Linked DNA regions of Homo sapiens: region 1 is linked to region 2. A link is an interaction called in ENCODE POLR2A ChIA-PET data of the cell type or tissue named here. Cell type or tissue: MCF 10A. All regions are shown on one strand. Each heading gives the region's core, and the rest is flanking DNA. Links, peaks and the distances in the headings are about the cores only.

The links. Peaks named below come from ENCODE experiments on the same cell type or tissue, not always from the same donor. Only the 100,000 strongest peaks of a DNase experiment are listed, where the experiment ranks them.
Region 1: POLR2A ChIA-PET joins it to region 2 with 9 read pairs; 16 of 35 experiments call an interaction of 5 or more read pairs at or near these places.

Annotation. Positions count from the first base shown.
Region 1 is chr17:968,947-977,284 of GRCh38, reverse strand. All of the region lies in intron 1 of NXN (nucleoredoxin), which reads left to right. Among named protein-coding and RNA genes, the nearest start is that of NXN, 6.7 kb to the left of the region's middle. RefSeq lists enhancers at 3,853-4,352, 4,353-4,854. In MCF 10A, for the core only: no CTCF peak of the experiment used is centred there; no DNase peak of the experiment used is centred there.
Region 2 is chr17:880,215-888,552 of GRCh38, reverse strand. The region is part of intron 1 of NXN (nucleoredoxin); the gene reads left to right. Among named protein-coding and RNA genes, the nearest start is that of NXN, 95 kb to the left of the region's middle. RefSeq lists an enhancer at 795-1,294. In MCF 10A, for the core only: no CTCF peak of the experiment used is centred there; a DNase peak (open chromatin) is centred at 5,122.

The DNA.
Region 1 (8,338 bases), core at 3,339-5,838, 89 kb before region 2:
TATTTTTTGGCCCAGAGTTTTTCTGACTCACATCCTATACTTTATTCTCTAAAACCAGTCCAGTTTTCAAGGAGGTAGTTTCTTTCCTTGGTCGTGAACAAACCACTCAAGATCTTTCTCGGGGATATATACCAGGTAAAAAGACTCCAGCTGTCCTTCTTATGGAACACATACTCTTGGAAATTACAAAAGCTACGTGCTGATTTTAAAAGGAATTATTGCCGGGTGCGGTGGCTCATGCCTGTTATCCCAGCACTTTGGAAGGCTGAGGTGGGCGGATCACCTGAGGTCGGGAGTTCCAGACCAGCCTGACCAACATGGAGAAACCCCGTCTCTACTAAAAATACAAAATTAGCCAGACCTGGTGGCGCATGCCTCTAGTCCCAGCTACTAGGGAGGCTGAGGCAGGAGAATCGCTTGAACCTGGGAGGCGGAGGTTGCGGTGAGCCGAGATCGCACCATTGCACCCCAGTCTGGGCAACAAGAGCGAAACTCTGTCTCAAAAAAAAAAAAAAAGGAATTATTTTCCCCCTTGAAACCAAAGAGATGTGGAACAAATGCCTTTTCTGTAACTGAGTTTTTGTCTCATTTGAAGTTAGGGTGCTTAGAAGCCCGTGAGCTAATGATGCTAATTTCCCCATCAGAACAAGTGAAGAGCCGGAGTTCTCCCAGCTGAGGGCACTGGATGGGTGAACACGTCTTGTGGATGGACTCTATCCGTGTCATTTCGCCAATGATAAAAATAACTCTAGAGAAGGGAATTTTGTTTTACACTGAAGGGAAACCAGAGTTCCAGATTGCTAATTTTTTTTAAATTCTCATTAACATTTGTTCTTTAAGCCCATGCGTATACTTCTTCCCATTGGGATAACAAAGGGTATGGTTCTAATTAGTTATTGGCTGGCATTTCTCTAAAGAAAATTGAAAAATTATGGTGGGGAAAGAAAATGCTGTGTGGTATTTCTTTTTTTCTTTTATTAATTTCTCCTTTATATAGTTAAAAAAAACCTGGGGATGACCGTATATGTTAAGCCTGCATTTTGCCTGGTTCCTCTCACCTTGACAGGAACTGTGAGAAAACACCAAAAAAAAAAAGGACAAAAATGTAAAAAAACATTCTTTATACAAAATTGTCCTGTTTCTGCCTGTTGTCATGGTAGGTACAAAAGTAATTGAAGCTTAATTTTTTTGGCTTCCAAAACACATATTATTTCAGCTTCCAAAACACACATTATTATATAGCTGTGCATAAATTGTAATTAGATGGTAATAGAACTTTGAGAGCATTTATAACAATTTCATCAGCAAATCTATAATCCTGAAGTTAAGGCAGTTAGACTTGTTTTAATAAGTAGGTTGGTAGATGATTTTCACATTTCTAGAGAGAAGGAATGTGATCGATAGTCAGGAGGTGGTGAAATTTGGACTTTGGGGATTTGGTCTTCCCTTTGGATTAGTATGTTACTCACTCGTCAAGACTGGAGAGGTCCGTCTCCGGGATCCACTTCAGCCTCATAGAAGTGAGCACTCTTTTGGTGTTAAAGTCGCAGAGCTCAACTTTGTCTGGGCTGGATGCCTGATCAAAAACATATGGTCAGTGTGGGTGCACTGACATCCAAGGGTGCAGACCACTGGCTTCCTCTGGACAGTTTTGTGAGGCTCTGGTGTGGCCCCAGGACTTCCTGCATGACAAAGGGGAAGAGAAAGTCTGCAGAGTCAGGGGACCCTGGTCCAGTATCCCTGGTCAGCCTGCTCCAGCCAGGGGAAGTGGAGTCTCACTCTGGCTGCTCTGGGTGGTTCTTTCAGTTCAGACTCAATGAGAAGCTTGGCTGAGAATTTACTTGAATCCCTTTGGCCCTATGGGTGGGACAGGATTTGGTAGCAACCTCAACATTCTTACAACTCCAGCTCTGCCACTCTTCCTTGAATCCAAACACTGCAGCCAGGAAGAGAACAGTTGCTGTGACACCACTGTATCTTTTCTTTGCATTCACTTTCAAGGTGGGAAAAGATGGCAAAAAGGTGCAGATTTGAAAATTAGGATTTTCTGCCTTCTTCATAAGAAGCCCGGACCAGCCAGGACAGGCTCCCACTGGTGACTGTGTTTCTAGGACTTGGGCCAGTCTTTTAGTAATAAAGGACAACAGTCCAGTTAGGAGCAGGCCGGGTGTGATGGCTCACACCTGTAATTCAGCACTTTGGGAGGCCAAGGTGGGGGGATCACTTGAGCCTAGGAGTTTGAGACCAGCCTGGGCAACATGGTGAAACATTGTCTTTGCAAAAAATAACAATTAGCTGGTCACAGTGGTGGGTACCTGTGGTCCCAGCTACTCGGGAGGCTGAGGCAGGAGGATTGCTTAAACCCAGGAGGTGGAGGCTGCAGTGAGCCATGTTTGTGTCACTACACTCCAGCCAGGACAACACAGCAAGACCCTGTATTAAATAAATAAATAAATAAATAAATAAATAAAAATAAAGTAATAAGAGCAATGTTCCTTGAGAGGCTTTTTCTTGTTCCATCATTTGTAATATATTTTTTAATCTCTTTGTTTTTTCTCTGCATAATAAGGCAGTCTAATACATGGCTAAAAATATAGAGTCTTTTGTCCTTCTGCTTGAGTTCACGCCCCCGCTCTGCCGTTTATTAGCTGTGTGTCCTTGTGCAAGGCGCTGTACATCTCTGTACCACACGTTCCTTTTCCATTTGTGATAACAGCACCTGCCTTATTGTGTAAAGGCTACGCGAGATAATATACACGTGCCTGGCATGTGGTGAGTGCTCAATAAATGCTATTATTGTGTTTAGATAAATGATCATTAAGTTTAGTCATTCATTTCATAGCTTGAGCCTTGGGAATCTATCACATTACTGAACTGTAAAACGGTTATGAGGTATATCCATATATCTATATATATATATCTATATACTTTTTTGAGATGGAGTCTCGCTCTGTCACCCAGGCTGGAGTGCAGTGGTGCGATCTCGGCTCACTGCAAGCTCCGCCTCCCGGGTTCACGCCATGCTCCTGCCTCAGCCTCCTGAGTAGCTGGGACTACAGGCGCCCACCACCACGCCTGGCTAATTTTTTTTGTATTTTTAGTAGAGACGGGGTTTCACTGTGTTAGCCAGGATGGTCTCGATCTCCCGACCTCGTGATCCGCCCAGCTCAGCCTCCCAAAGTGCTGGGATTACAGGCATGAGCCACCGCGCCCGGCATGAGGTATATTTTTAAACTTTTCAAACCAATGACTTTTACAAGCATACAAGGGGATTTGATGAAGGTGTCAAAAAAATTGCCCTACAATGGCCGGGCACTGTGGCTCACGCCTGTCATCCCAGCACTTTGGGAGGCCGAGGTGGGTGGGTCACTTGAGGTCAGGAGTTCAAGACCAGCCTGGCCAACATGGTGAAACCCCATCTCTACTAAAAATACAAAATTAACCAGGTGTGGTGGTACACACCTGTACTCCCAGCTACTCGGGAGGCTGAGGCAGGAGAATCGCTTGAACCCGAGAGGTGGAGTTGGCAGTGAGCTGAGATCGGGCCACGGCACTCCAGCCTGGGTGACAGAGCAAGACTCCGTCTTGGAAAAAAAAAATTAAATAAAAAAAATTGCCCCATAAGAGATTATAACTGCGAAGAAAGACCTAGAAGAATGAAACAACAAATACAGTGCCTTAAAGTCCCGGGATATTACTGATACTTACTGAGCTCTGTATTTCTATCTGCCAATGACGCTCCAGACTGCTGCTGATCGACGAAGCCTGGGAAAGATTTAAGTTACTATTAAGTTACCCTTTCAGTCACCCTTGTAACTTAAAGATGATCAGGCACTCTTCTTGAGAGAAATTACGCACAAAGCAATCATTTTGTGGTTTCCCAAAGCTATTAGGTGTGTCTTCCGCTGACCCTGTTTGCTTAACTCTGGGCGGTGTAGAGGTTGAAAGACTGCTGTTTCGCGTGGGAAATGGAGGGTGCTCATCTCTGGAGCTGTAGAAACGCCACCTCTAGCGTGGACCTGCCTCCCGTCCCAGCTCTGGAATGCTGCGGGATGGGTTTGCTCAGACATGTAGGCATTGCTGGTTTGGTACTCATCTCCCAGTTAGCAGCTCAGGCCTGCCTCTGAGTAGCCGTCCACAGCTCTTGCTGATCGATTTGTCTTCTGACACGGGTTGGAATGTGAGCTAGAGCACAGAGGCAAGCCCTGGAAGTTAGGGTCACTGATTTGATTCTACCTTTTTTTTTTTTTTTTTGAGACGCAGTCTCGCTCTGTCGCCCAGGCTGGAGTGCAGTGGAGCGATCTGGGCTCACCGCAATCTCCGCCTCCCGGGTTCCTGCCATTCTCCTGCCTCAGCCTCCCGAGTAGCTGGGACTACAGGGGCCCGTCACCACCCCTGGCTAATTTTTTGTATTATTAGTAGAGACGGGGTTTCACCGTGTTAGCCATGATGGTCTCGATCTCCTGACCTCGTGATCCACCCGCGTCAGCCTCCCAAAGTGCTGGGATTACAGGCGTGAGCCACCGCACCCGGCCCTGATTCTACGTTTTAAAATATTCCTACCTTTTGTTGGGAAGGTGTTGTAATGTGCACACACATTTGAGAAAACAGGCTTTGTGCACAGCTGGGGTCGGGGTTGAACAAACCCCTTGGGGATCTTCCTTTTTCCTGACAGTGATCAGGGTTCCAGGGCTCCAGCTCGTCCCGTTGTGAACTAGGTGGGATCCTTCCTGCATGATTTCATTTTGGCCAGGAGAGCACAGGCTTGGCATAGGATGTGTTTTCTTTCCTTTTTTTCTTTTTCTTTTTTTTCAGATGGAGTCTCGCTCTGCCAGGCTGGAGAGCAGTGGCGCGATCTCGGCTCACTGCAACCTCCGCCTCCTGGGTTCAAGCGATTCTCCTGCCTCAGCCTCCCGAGTAGCTGGGATTACAGGCGCCAGCCACCACGCCTGGCTAAGTTTTGTATTTTTTAAATTTTTTTTGAGATGGAGTTTTGTTCTTGTTGCCCAGGCTGGAGTGCAATGACACCATCTCAGCTCACCGTGACCTCTGCCTTCTGGGTTCAAGCAATTCTTCTGCTTCAGCCTCCCGAGTAGCTGGGATTATAGGCGCATGTGCCACCACGCCCGGCTAATTTTGTATTTTTAGTAGAGATGGGGTTTCACCATGTTGGTCTGGCTGGTCTCCAACTCCCAACCTTAGGTGGTCCGCCTGCCTTGGCCTCCCAAAGTGCTGGGCTTACGGGTGTGAGCCACCGTGACTGGCCAATTTTTATATTTTTAATAGAGACAGGGTTTCACCATGTTGGCCAGGCTGGTCTTGAACTCCTGACCTCAGGTGATCCACCCGCCTCGGCTTCCAAAGTGCTGGGATCACAGCGTGAGCTGCGGCGCCCGGCCAGGATGTGTTTTCTTTCTTCATGATCTGAATTCCCAGTGGTGCATGGTGTGAACCACCAAGGTGCTTAGTTTTCTGTGTTGCATTGAATTTACCGTTTATGCGTATTCCAAGACAATCAAGGAAAATCGCTATGAATTTGGAATCTTTGTGAATCCTGACTTTCTTTTTTTTTTTTGAGATGGAGTCTCGCTCTGTCACCCAGGCTGGAGTGCAGTGGCGCGATCTCGGCTGACTGCCAGCTCCGCCTTCCCGGTTCACGCCATTCTCCTGCCGCAGCCTCCCGAGGAGCTGGGACCACAGGTGCCCGCCCTCACGCCCGGCTAATTTTTTGTGTTTTTAGTAGAGACGGGGTTTCACCGTGTTAGCCAGGATGGTCTTGAACTCCTGACCTCATGATCCACCTGCCTCGGCCTCCCAAAGTGCTGGGATGACAGGCGTGAGCCACCGCGCTCGGTCTGTTTTTGTTTCTCAATGAGTGTTTTAAAGAGGACTAAATGAGCAAATGGATGTCACAGCTGGGTGAGTCCCAGCAGCTTCTTGTGCAACTGGATTGCCGTGTGATTCTGTGCTCAAAAATAGGAAAAAGCTTGACTCTCCATTTTTGAAATGTCAAATATCTGAGTCTATTAAAAGAGACTCGGCCACGCGCGGTGGCTCACGCCTGTAATCCCAGCACTGTGGGAAGCCGAGGTGGGCGGATCACCTGAGGTTGGGAGTTCTAGACCAACCTGACCAATGTGGAGAAACCCTGTCTCTACTTAAAATACAAAATTAGCCGGGTGTGGTGGTGCATGCCTGTAATCCGAGCTACTGAGGAGGCTGAGGCAGGAGAATCACTTGAACCCTGGAGGCGGAGGTTGCATTGAGCCGAGATCGCACCACTGTACTCCAGCCTGGGGAATAAGAGTGAAACTCCGTGTCAAAAAAAAAAAAAAAAAAGAGTCTCATATCTGCAGACCTGTCATGCCATGCTTTAATATTTCATTGTTTGCATTTCTCTAGCATCTTTCTTCCAAAGAACTCAAAATGCGTACATATTACGTCTTCCAGCAACTAGTAATCAGTAGATATTCACCGTTTTAACTTTTCCAAGTATGTTAGAGCTGGAGAATTGAAGCAAAGAGCACCGATTATTAGATCAGGGTCACAGTGTTGGATGAAAGAGCTTGGCTGAACTCCCTTAAATTCAACTTGGTCCTTTCTGTTCACGGAATTGTACCTTAAAAAATACTCACATCAAACGTTCCGCATGGAGGAGGAGGAGCAGCAAGCCTCTTCAGGTGGCTTTCTTCCTCTAGGTGTGCAGGGACCGCTCTGAGATAAGACAGAGGTAGTTGAACGGCTTGAAACATTCGCTGGTTGCTTGGAAGGCAGGAGAGCGAGAACCTCTTCTCTCTTGCTGCCTTTTTCCATGGTGGTGTTTTTTTTTCTAAGGGCCTTTTTAATGATTTGGCTTTTTTTTAGTTCCTCCAGTGAAGGGCCCCCCAACTCCCCCTTCATCCTACGGAAAGCCTGCAGGCTGCTGTAGTGCTTTTTGTTCAGAGACAAAATTGAACTTCAGGTGTCCTGCCGAGATCCTAGGACTAAATCAGTCCTCCCTTTTATGAGGTTTGCAGAAACTGCCGTTCCAACTTCCAGTGAAATCTCAAACCTGTGCTTTCTGCACCACGACGAGGCAGAAGCCCAGTGCCGTTACTCGGGAGTGAGACCCGTCATGGAAAGTTTTGTTCTGTGGCCTCCGTGATTAAAAGCAAACGTAAATTTTCTGCGGCTTGCCGGTCATAACTCTTGGACCAGATACACAGTGTATTTTTGTATGAACTACATCAGAAAGTCCTTTTAAAAAAACAACGTAAGCTTCACTTCGTCGCTTCCTTCTGTCCAATCCGTCAGCCTCTCCCCCTGCTCCCCAGGGTGTCTCAGTACAGGCACCAATTACAGGTAAATTCAAGTGCTGTTTCTACAGTGAATGACGGTTTTATCTCATATCGTTGTCGAACAGTCACCAAACAGGGTGTGGTGAGTTCTGCTGTCCTAGGGATAGGGCTTTCTCTTTGTTTTCCTGGGAGAATTTCATCCAGATGCATCAGTTCCACATTTTTTTTTAATTTGTCTTTTTTTGGTCAATATGCCTGGGATAAAAATCTGGATGGATTTAATCTGTTTAAAATCAGAAGGCGCTGCTTTTCCTCCCGTTAAACGTGATCAGGTCAAGACGGTTTTCTTTTGATCGTGGTGGCTCACAGCACAGCTGCCTCATCTGTTACTCATTTTTCAGGTTTTGATGTGAAATCTGAAGATTGGGCGGGACCACGTGCAATAGGGAAAAATCGCAGTGTGACCGCCGGAGCCCCGAATAGGCGTGAATGTAGCTGTGAGTGCAGCGTTTTCCAGCTCTGGGCATGTTCTTGACTGCAATTGTAAAAATTGTTTTTACCCGTGATCTTTCAAAAATACTCCATTATGGTATGTGAATATTTAAAGTGTGTTCCATAGTAGACGAAGAATATAGACTGGAAATCCAGATCCAGGTTTCCCGGGTTGGAAACTTGGCTGTTTCCCGGGGGTGTGACTTTGGGGCCAGTTCTGGAATTTCTGTGTCTCTAGTTTCCTGGTGAGTAAAATGGAGATGATGGTACCAGCCTCTTAGGGTGGTTGTTAAGGATTGAATGACATAATATTTGACAAGTACTTAGGATGGTGCCTGGTGCATAGCACGTGCCGTTTAAATGTTTACCAGGCGCTTCGGTATTCATTCCACATTTTATGGTTATTTGGATTATAAGAGAGAGGAATTCAGCCTTTTTACCTCTTTGTACCCCTCCCCCATTCCAAAGCACCTAGTTATTTATTTGTATCTAGAGACTATCACAGAACCTGGTTTCTCTTCATTTTTTTGCTTCTTTTCTTTCTTTTCTTTTCTTTTTCTTTCTTTCTT
Region 2 (8,338 bases), core at 3,942-6,441:
CTCGTTTTCTTGAAGTCAAAAAACCTTGCTGAGACCAGGTGTGATGGCTCATGCCTGTCATCCCAGGACTTTGGGGGGCCAAGGTGGCCAGATCCTTTAAGCCCAGGATTTCTTTGCCAGACTGGGCAACACAGCGAGACCCCATCTCTACAGAATGATTTTAAAAATTAGCCAGGAGTGGTGATGCATGCCTGTGGTCCCTGCTACTCAGGAGGCTGAGGTGGGAGGATCGCTTGAGCCCAGGAGGTCGAGGTTGCAGTGAGCTGTGCTTGCACCCCTGCACTCCAGCCTGAGGAACAGAGCGAGGCCCTGTCTCAAAGAAGTAAAGATTATAAATTAAAACTAATCTTGTGGAACTTAGTCCTGCTGTAAGATACAGATTTTCCTTTTTATTGCATGAGAAGTCCCTTAAACCCTGCTTTCTGTCCCTCTCTGTACCCCGTACGGTACCTGCGCCCCATCCGTGTCGTATGAACCCAAGTTGAGGAGACAGGAACACTCCTGAGCATGTGCTGTACCTGGCACGCTTCTCAACCGTGACCCGTGTGGCAGTTACAGACCTCTCTGTTTTACACGAGGGAGCTGAGGCTTGGAGAGGTCTGGTGGACTTGCTTTGAACCTCACGGCTAGTGGGTTGTCATAGATCCAAGGGTTTAAACTCAGGCCTCCGTGACGCTGAAGCCCACGTCCTTGCCTCTCTGTTCTTCTTTTCCATCGAATGGGAATTGGGTCAAATGGAATTCTGCCTTTTTCTTAGGAAAAAGGAGGTGGAAAAGGCATGTAGAAACACGTAGAAAGCCTTTCTCTTTTTTCCCCCTCAAGCCATAGGGGCCAGCTCTGTGACGGTGGTTCACTGACATGGAGCGAATGGAAAAATGGGGTCATGTCTCCGCCAGAAGCCTGCATTCCCGTTTAATTGGCGAGCACACACTTTCTTTGTATTTGTTTACCTTATGGCTGGTTCTGACAAATAAAATGGATTCTTTTCTCGGCCTCTTCACTTGGGAGGAGTAAGCTGTGGGGTATTAGTGGAGGGAGTGAAGGCCTGAAAATGCCCGGGATTTGGAAAATCTCCGAGAATGTGGTGCAGAAGAAGGTATTCTTGACTTTGGTGACGAGCATATGAACGGCAGCTTCCCAAGTTGGTGACAAGAGCTCATGAACGGCAGCTTCCCCAGTCACCCTCACTGAATCGGACGCTGCCTTGTGACTGTACGTTGTCCACACCTCCCCCTGCACCTCCGCCAAACCTTCGTCGCTGTGGCCACTTGCCTGGGAGAGGACTGGCCGGTCAGCTAGCATGGATTTATGGAGCTCCCACCAGATAAAAGACTGAGGCCAGGCGCGGTGGCTCACGCCTGTAATCCCAGCACTTTGGAAGGTTGAGGCGGGTGAATTGCTTGAGGCCAGGAGTTCGAGACCAGCCTGGGCAACATGGTGAGACCCCCATCTCTACAGAAAAAAAAAAATACAAAAATTAGCCAAGTGTGGTGGTTCACGCCTTGTAGTCCCAGCTACTTGGGAGGCAGAGGTGGCAGGATTGCTTGAGCCCAGGAGGTTAAGGCCGTAGCCATGATCACTCCACTGCACTCCAGCCTGGATCTGAAAAAAAATAAATAAATAACAAAATAAAAGTTTGTTTTATCCAGACTGTCAGGCAAAAATGTTAGGATAAACAATAGAATGAGATCAAAGCCTTCCTCTTTTTGCTTTAGGTTGGAATTCAAACCATCCAGTGTAGTAAGAGGTATTATTTCTATTTTTTTTTTTTTTTTGAGACAGAGTCTCACTCTGTCGCCCAGGTTGGAGTGCAGTGGCACGATCTCAGCTCACTGCAAGCTCCACCTCCCGAGTTGAAGTGATTCTCCTGCCTCAGTCTCCTGAGTAGCTGGGACTACAGCTGTGTGCCACCACGCCCGGCTAATTTTTTGTATTTTTAGTAGAGATGGGGTTTCACCACATTGGCCAGGCTGATCTCGAACTCCTGACCTCAGGTGATCCACCCACATTGGCCTTCCAAAGTGCTGGGATTCCTGGCGTGAGCCACCGCGCCGGCCAACGGTGTTGGTTCCCGTGGAGCGAAGCCTCTCCGTGCGCTGCCAGCCTCCCAGGGAAGAATCATGAGCAAGTGGCAGGTGTCCAGCAGAATCTATCTTACGTCTCTTGGAATAAATATTCCCTCTGGCTCGGTAAGAGCAAAACCCTTTAGTCCAGCTTGGATGTTAGAGAACCTTCTGCTTGCTTAATTTATTGATTTTTTAAAGCCAAAGCAATGTCAGCAGAGCCAAGAATAATGTTGGAGAGATTCTAAGAACATGGCCTTGCGTAGTTTTCCTGACTGAAATCCACTCTGCCTAACACTGGGGACCTGGGAGCTGCTTCCGTGGAGAAACCCGGACCCGTGGTCAGAATGGGGTGGCTCCTGACACAGAGCCTTCAATTTCTGATGGGCTCCACCTGGCCCCAGCCTCTTTGTGCCTTTTGTGTGGTTCCATGCCAGGGTTTTGAGCTGCGTTTGGAGCCTTTGGTTAGAATTTTCTAAGGAGCATTAAAAGTGAGTACCACAGCTGGGCGCGGTGGCTCACGCCTATAATCCCAGCACTTTGGGAGGCCGAGGCGGGCGGATCACGAGGTCAGGAGATCGAGACCATCCTGGCTGACACGGTGAAACCCCGTCTCTACTAAAAAAATACAAAAAAAAAAAATTAGCCGGGCGTGGTGGCGGGCGCCTGTAGTCCCAGCTACTCGGGAGGCTGAGACAGGAGAATGGCGTGAACCCGGGAGGCAGAGCTTGCAGTGAGCTGAGATTGCGCCACTGCACTCCAGCCTGGGGGACAGAGCGACTCTGTCTCAAAAAAAAAAAAAAAAAAAAAAAAAAAAGCGAGTACCGCAGCCCCCAGGTGGGCATGGCGCCTCTCTTCAGAGAGGGGCATGTGTGCGCAAAGAAAAGGAAGCCATTTACTTCCAGAGATGATTCCTGGCTAAGAAACGATTATGAGAAATGAAAGACTAGACATAGGAGACGGACTATGAAATCCTGAACTCTTTTTTTTTTCCTTTTCTTTTCTTTTTTTTGAGATTGAGTCTCGCTCTTGTTGCCCAGGCTGGAGTGTAGTGGTGCGATCTCCGCTCACTGCAACCTCCACCTCCCGGGTTCAAGTGATTCTCCTGCCTCAGCCTCCCAAGTAGCTGGGATGACGGGCGCCTGCACCACGCCCAGCTAATTTTTGTATTTTTAGTAGAGACGAGGTGTCACCATGTTGGCCAGACTGGTCTCTTGGCCAGGCTGGTCTCAACCTCTGACCTCGTGATCCGCCCGTCTCGGCCTCCCAAAATGCTGGGATTACAGGCGTGAGCCACTGCGACCGGCCGCATATGTTGAGTCTTATTAGTCTCTGTCCTAAACTTGACTGATCATGATGGGACATGTCAGCCTGAATGAGACCCTTTCCTGGACCTCTCTTTCATACTGTATCATCCCACCCAGGAGGCCTGACTCAGCTCCGCTTGGTCTTAGATGTCCCTCTTACCCCTAAAGGGGATGGCGCTCGCCATAGGATGCCCCAGGCCAGATTCTTCTTTCATTTACACCTTGGTCATTCTCCTGTGTCCTCCGCTGAGTGTTTGTTTTGGGGGAAAGCCCACACTTTCTTTAGCTCCCAAGATTCTGGATTGGTGATTGGAATACAGATGTTTCAAAACTGTTCACATTCTAGAAACATGTTTTATCGGGACATCCAGAGCTGTTGAGACACTTGGGATCCGTCTTCAGCTCCGTTTAGCTTATTAATTCCCGAGGGACCGTCCATCCCTTTTCTAGTATCTGAACGTTTGGATTCAAGACTCCACTTCCCTGCTAGGTGGCTGGAGAAGCAAACCAGGGTCCAGAAGGTGTTCTAGAAAGTCGGGTGGATGGGGAGAGAATGGAGGAGGAGGATCCGTCCCAGCCTGTCCCCAGCCCAACGGCCCTTTTCCTGTGGCCATCAAATCTTTGTGTCCAGAGTGTTGTCCTTCCCCTGGACAGTGCCGGACACACTTCCCTGACTCGCTTTGGCGAGTTTTCTCTGCTTCTTTTTGACCATGCCCTGCAGTCATCATCCACAGTTCCCCGAATCTCTCTGTTTTTTTTACATGATTATTATTTTTTAGAGACAGGGTCTCGCCCTGTCACCCAGGCTGGAGTGCAGTGGTGCAGTCATAGCTCACTGTCACCTCAAACTTCTGGGTTCAAGGGATCCTCCCACCTCAGCCCCCCAAGTAGCTAGGACTCTAGGTGCACGCCACTACACACAGCTTCGTTTTATTATTTATTTATTTATTTATTTATTTTTTGAGTCAGAGTCTTGCTCAGTCCCCCAGGCTGGAGTGCAGTGGTGCAATCTCAGCTCACTGCAAGCTCCGCCTCCCAGGTTCATGCCATTCTCCTGCCTCAGCCTCTCAAGTAGCTGGGACCACAGGCGCCCACCACCACGCCCGGCTAACTTTTTGTATTTTTTTTAGTAGAGACAGGGTTTCACCATGTTAGCCAGGATGGTCTCGATCTCCTGACCTCGTGATCCGCCCGTCTTGGCCTCCCAAAGTGCTGGGATGACAGGCGTGAGCCACCGCGCCCGGCCCAGCAATGTTTTATTGTTATCTTTTAGTAGAGATGGGGGCTGCATATGTTGCTCAGGCTGGCCTTAAACTCCTGACCTCAGGTCATCCGCCTGCCTGGGCCTCCCACGCTGATTGGGATTACAGGCGTAAGCACCGCACCTGGGCCTGCAACTCTGTCTTTAGATCTTGCGGCTTTGCTGCCTCCCACTTCTGTACAAAATGTGGCACCATGACCCCTGAAGTCCTGCCCCGTGGCTTCTGTATATGATGGGACCGTGACCACTGAAGTCCTTGCCCTGTGAGCCTTCCTCAGTGCTTTTCTTTCTGGGCATTTCTGCCCTTCCAGCATCGACCTGGCTTCATGGAGAGGAGACCAGAGGGTCCCCTCCAGAGTCATCTCTCTTGGGAGGAGCTTTGGCTTCTTAGCCTGGCATGTTTTTGGCCAGCTTCTTTCTTTCCTTAGCCTGAGGTCATGGAGGTGATGTAGGCGGGGTTTGGAGCTGTGGATGGAAATTTGAGGCCTGTGCTGGTTCAACTCCAAGAACAAAGACTACTTTGACAACAGCCAGTGAGCAGCTTCTGCTGGGAGTTCTGGGCGGGGGGCAGGGGTGGGAGGAAGAGAGGCCTCTGTGAACAGGGTGTTTCCATGTCTCAGAAACAGATTCAGTAAGAGACAGTCAGCATCGTCTTCCCCCAGCCTTTCCCTTACTGGCCTGATTGACACCGTCGCTGTCTGAGTTGTGGAGAGAGAAGGAATGGGCAGGAGAGATAGGAAACAAGGCCCTGGTGTGTGTTTTTTTCTTTCCATTTAAAAATAGGAAGTTGGCCAGGTGTAGCCTTCCCCAAGTAGCTAGGACTCGAGGTGCACGCCACTACACACAGCCAAGTTTTATTTTTATCTTTTAGTGGAGACGGGGGCTCACGCCTGTAATCCCAATGCTTTAGGAGGCCAAGATGAACAGATCACCTGAGGTCAGGAGTTCCAGACCAGCCTGGCCAACATGGTGAAACCCTGTGTCTACTAAAATTAGCTGGGCGTGGTGGCGGGCGCCTGTAATTCCAGCTACTAGGGAAGCTGAGGCAAGAGAATCGCTTGAACCCGGGAGACAGAGGTTGCAGCAAGCCAAGATCGCGCCACTGCACTCCAGCCTGGGCGACAGAGCAAGACAACGTCTCAAAAACAAAACAAAGAGGCCGGGTGCGGTGGCTAACGCCTATAATCCCAGCACTTTGGGAGGCCAAGGCAGGCAGATCACGAGGTCAGGAGATCGAGACCATCCTGGCTAACACGGTGAAACCCTGTCTCTACTAAAAATACAAAAAATTAGCCGGGCATGGTGGTGGGCGCCTGAAGTCCCAGTTACATGGGAGGCTGAGGCAGGAGAATGGCGTGAACCCGGGAGGCGGAGCTTGCAGTGAGCCGAGATTGCGCCACTGCACTCCAGCCTGGGTGACAGAGCGAGACTCCATCTCAAAACAAAACAAAACAAAACAAACAAAAGAAACCCCTGCAATTGAGGCAGTTGGGGCAGAGACGGGGGAGGGCTCCGCCTCATTCAGGAGCTGTCTAGGAAGTGACTGAGCAGAAATGAGGAAGAGAGAAGCATGGGGAAGGACTGCCAGGTTTCTGGTTTGGGGACACTGGGTGGAGGGTAGTTGGTTCCATTCATGGAGACAGGGAACCATGGCAGGGAAAGGCAGGGAGGGAGGGAGGGGAGGTGGTCACTTGTGGGAAGGTGGCCGTGCTCAGGAGGCAGCACCCTGTGCCCACGCTGGAATTCTCAGTTACCTGGCTCTAGATGAGATGAAGACAAATTATTTTTTTCTCCTTCTTGTTGGTATGAGTTCTTTTTTTAGGTTTAATTTAACACAATAAAATTCATGGTTCTTAAGGACCCAGCTCAGTGTGTTTGAACAGCTGTTATACCGATATGAACAATTATCCAAACAAGACCAAGAACATTTCCATCTCCCTGCACAGTCCCCTGCTGAGCCTCTCTGGTGACTCCCCCTCCCATCCGTCGCTTTGGTTTTCTGTCACTGTAATTTAGTTTTGCCTGTAGACCGTCATGGAAATGGAATCGTACAGTCAGTGTTATTTTGTGTCGGGCTTCATTTGCTCAGCATGATTGTGAGGTTTATCCTTGTTTTTGTATACATCAGTTTGTTCCTTCTTATTGCTGAGAAGTGTCCCATTGGACGAGCATCTTGTCACAGTGTATCCATTCTTCCAATGATGGATGTATGTGAGTTGTTGTCAGTTTGGGGTGGGGAAGGCTGTTATAAACATTTTTATGGACTTAAAAAAATTATCTTGGGTAAATACTGATGAGTAGGAATCCTGAGCGGTAGAATTCTGAGTCGATTATCAGGTAAATGAACATTTACCTTCATAAGATGGACCAAACGGTTCTTCAAAGTGGTTGTACTGACCAGGCATGGCGGCTCACGCCTGTAATCCCAGCACTTTGGGAGGCCAAGGCAGGCAGATTTCTTGAGCCCGGGAGTTTGAGACTAGCCTGAGCAACATGGCGAAACCCCGTCTCAATGGAAAATTTTCGAGTGTGGTGGTACGCGTTTCTAATCCCAGCTACCCGGGAAGCTGGAGGATCACTTGAGTCTGGGGTGCTGCGGCGAGCTGAGATCGCACCACTGCACTCCAGCCTGGGTAACAGTGAGATCCTGTCTCAAACAACAACAAAGTGTTTGCACCATTTATGTCCCCGGCAGCGGAGTGTGAGACTCGCACTTGCTCCACGTCCTCACCCGGGTTTGATACTGTGGGTGTGTTTTACTTTTGCTATTCTAGTCAGTGTGAAATCATTTTAATTTGCATTTCCTTGATGACACCTTTGCATATTCTTACTGGCTGTCCACCTATCTACTTTCTGGACGTGTCTGTTCATATCTGCTTGTTGAGAGTGTGCACTCCCAGAGCCTGGGCCACGGCTCAGCTACCTGCCGTAGATGGGGCAGGAGGGAAGGAGACGTTTGCAGAGATTTGAACCACAGGAACCAGTCAGCCCCTTGGAGCCCTGGCCCAGGCTGTGGGATTTTCGGAGGAGGCCTTCCATTTTCATCTGTCCTGTTATCAAACCAACTGCATTACTTAGTGTCTGCTTGGAAGTATCTGTCCTTCGCAGTCAGCTTACTCTTTTGGCCAAAAGGAAGCTCTGCTCCTAGATATGGATAAGGAATTTGACAGATCTCCAGCCCTGCCCCCTTAGGAGAAGGCCAGCCCCTCTGCTTCTTCCCCTGTGAGTGGACGTCCTTGGATGCATTAGCTCAGGCGAACTTGGAAGATTCTGTGGGTTTTGTGTGGCCTATTTTGAGTCTCATTGTTTGGCTTTAATCAGAAAAATAAACACTTATTTTTAATTTTCTCCCTGGCCTGGCTGAGCTAGGTTCAAACGATCTTTTTTAACTTGACCACATGTGAATGACCGGAAATGATGTCCTGTTGGGGAAATGGGTCATTTCCAAGATTTTCTCTCCAGGAAAAGTGTAACTTATTAGTTTCCTAAGAAAGGCTCTAACAGGCCACAAAGAAGTTCTTATTAAGACGTTTTCTCCTTTTATGTGGTCCTAATCACAGCCTTATCACAAACCCCAGCCCTGGTTGTTAATCCAAGGTATTTAGTTCTTGTATTTTATATACAAGGAAATAAAGAGACGCCTCCCTCACTCCTCCGCCCCCGGAAATAAAGAGACGCCTCCCTCATTCCTCCGTCCCCAGGAATGA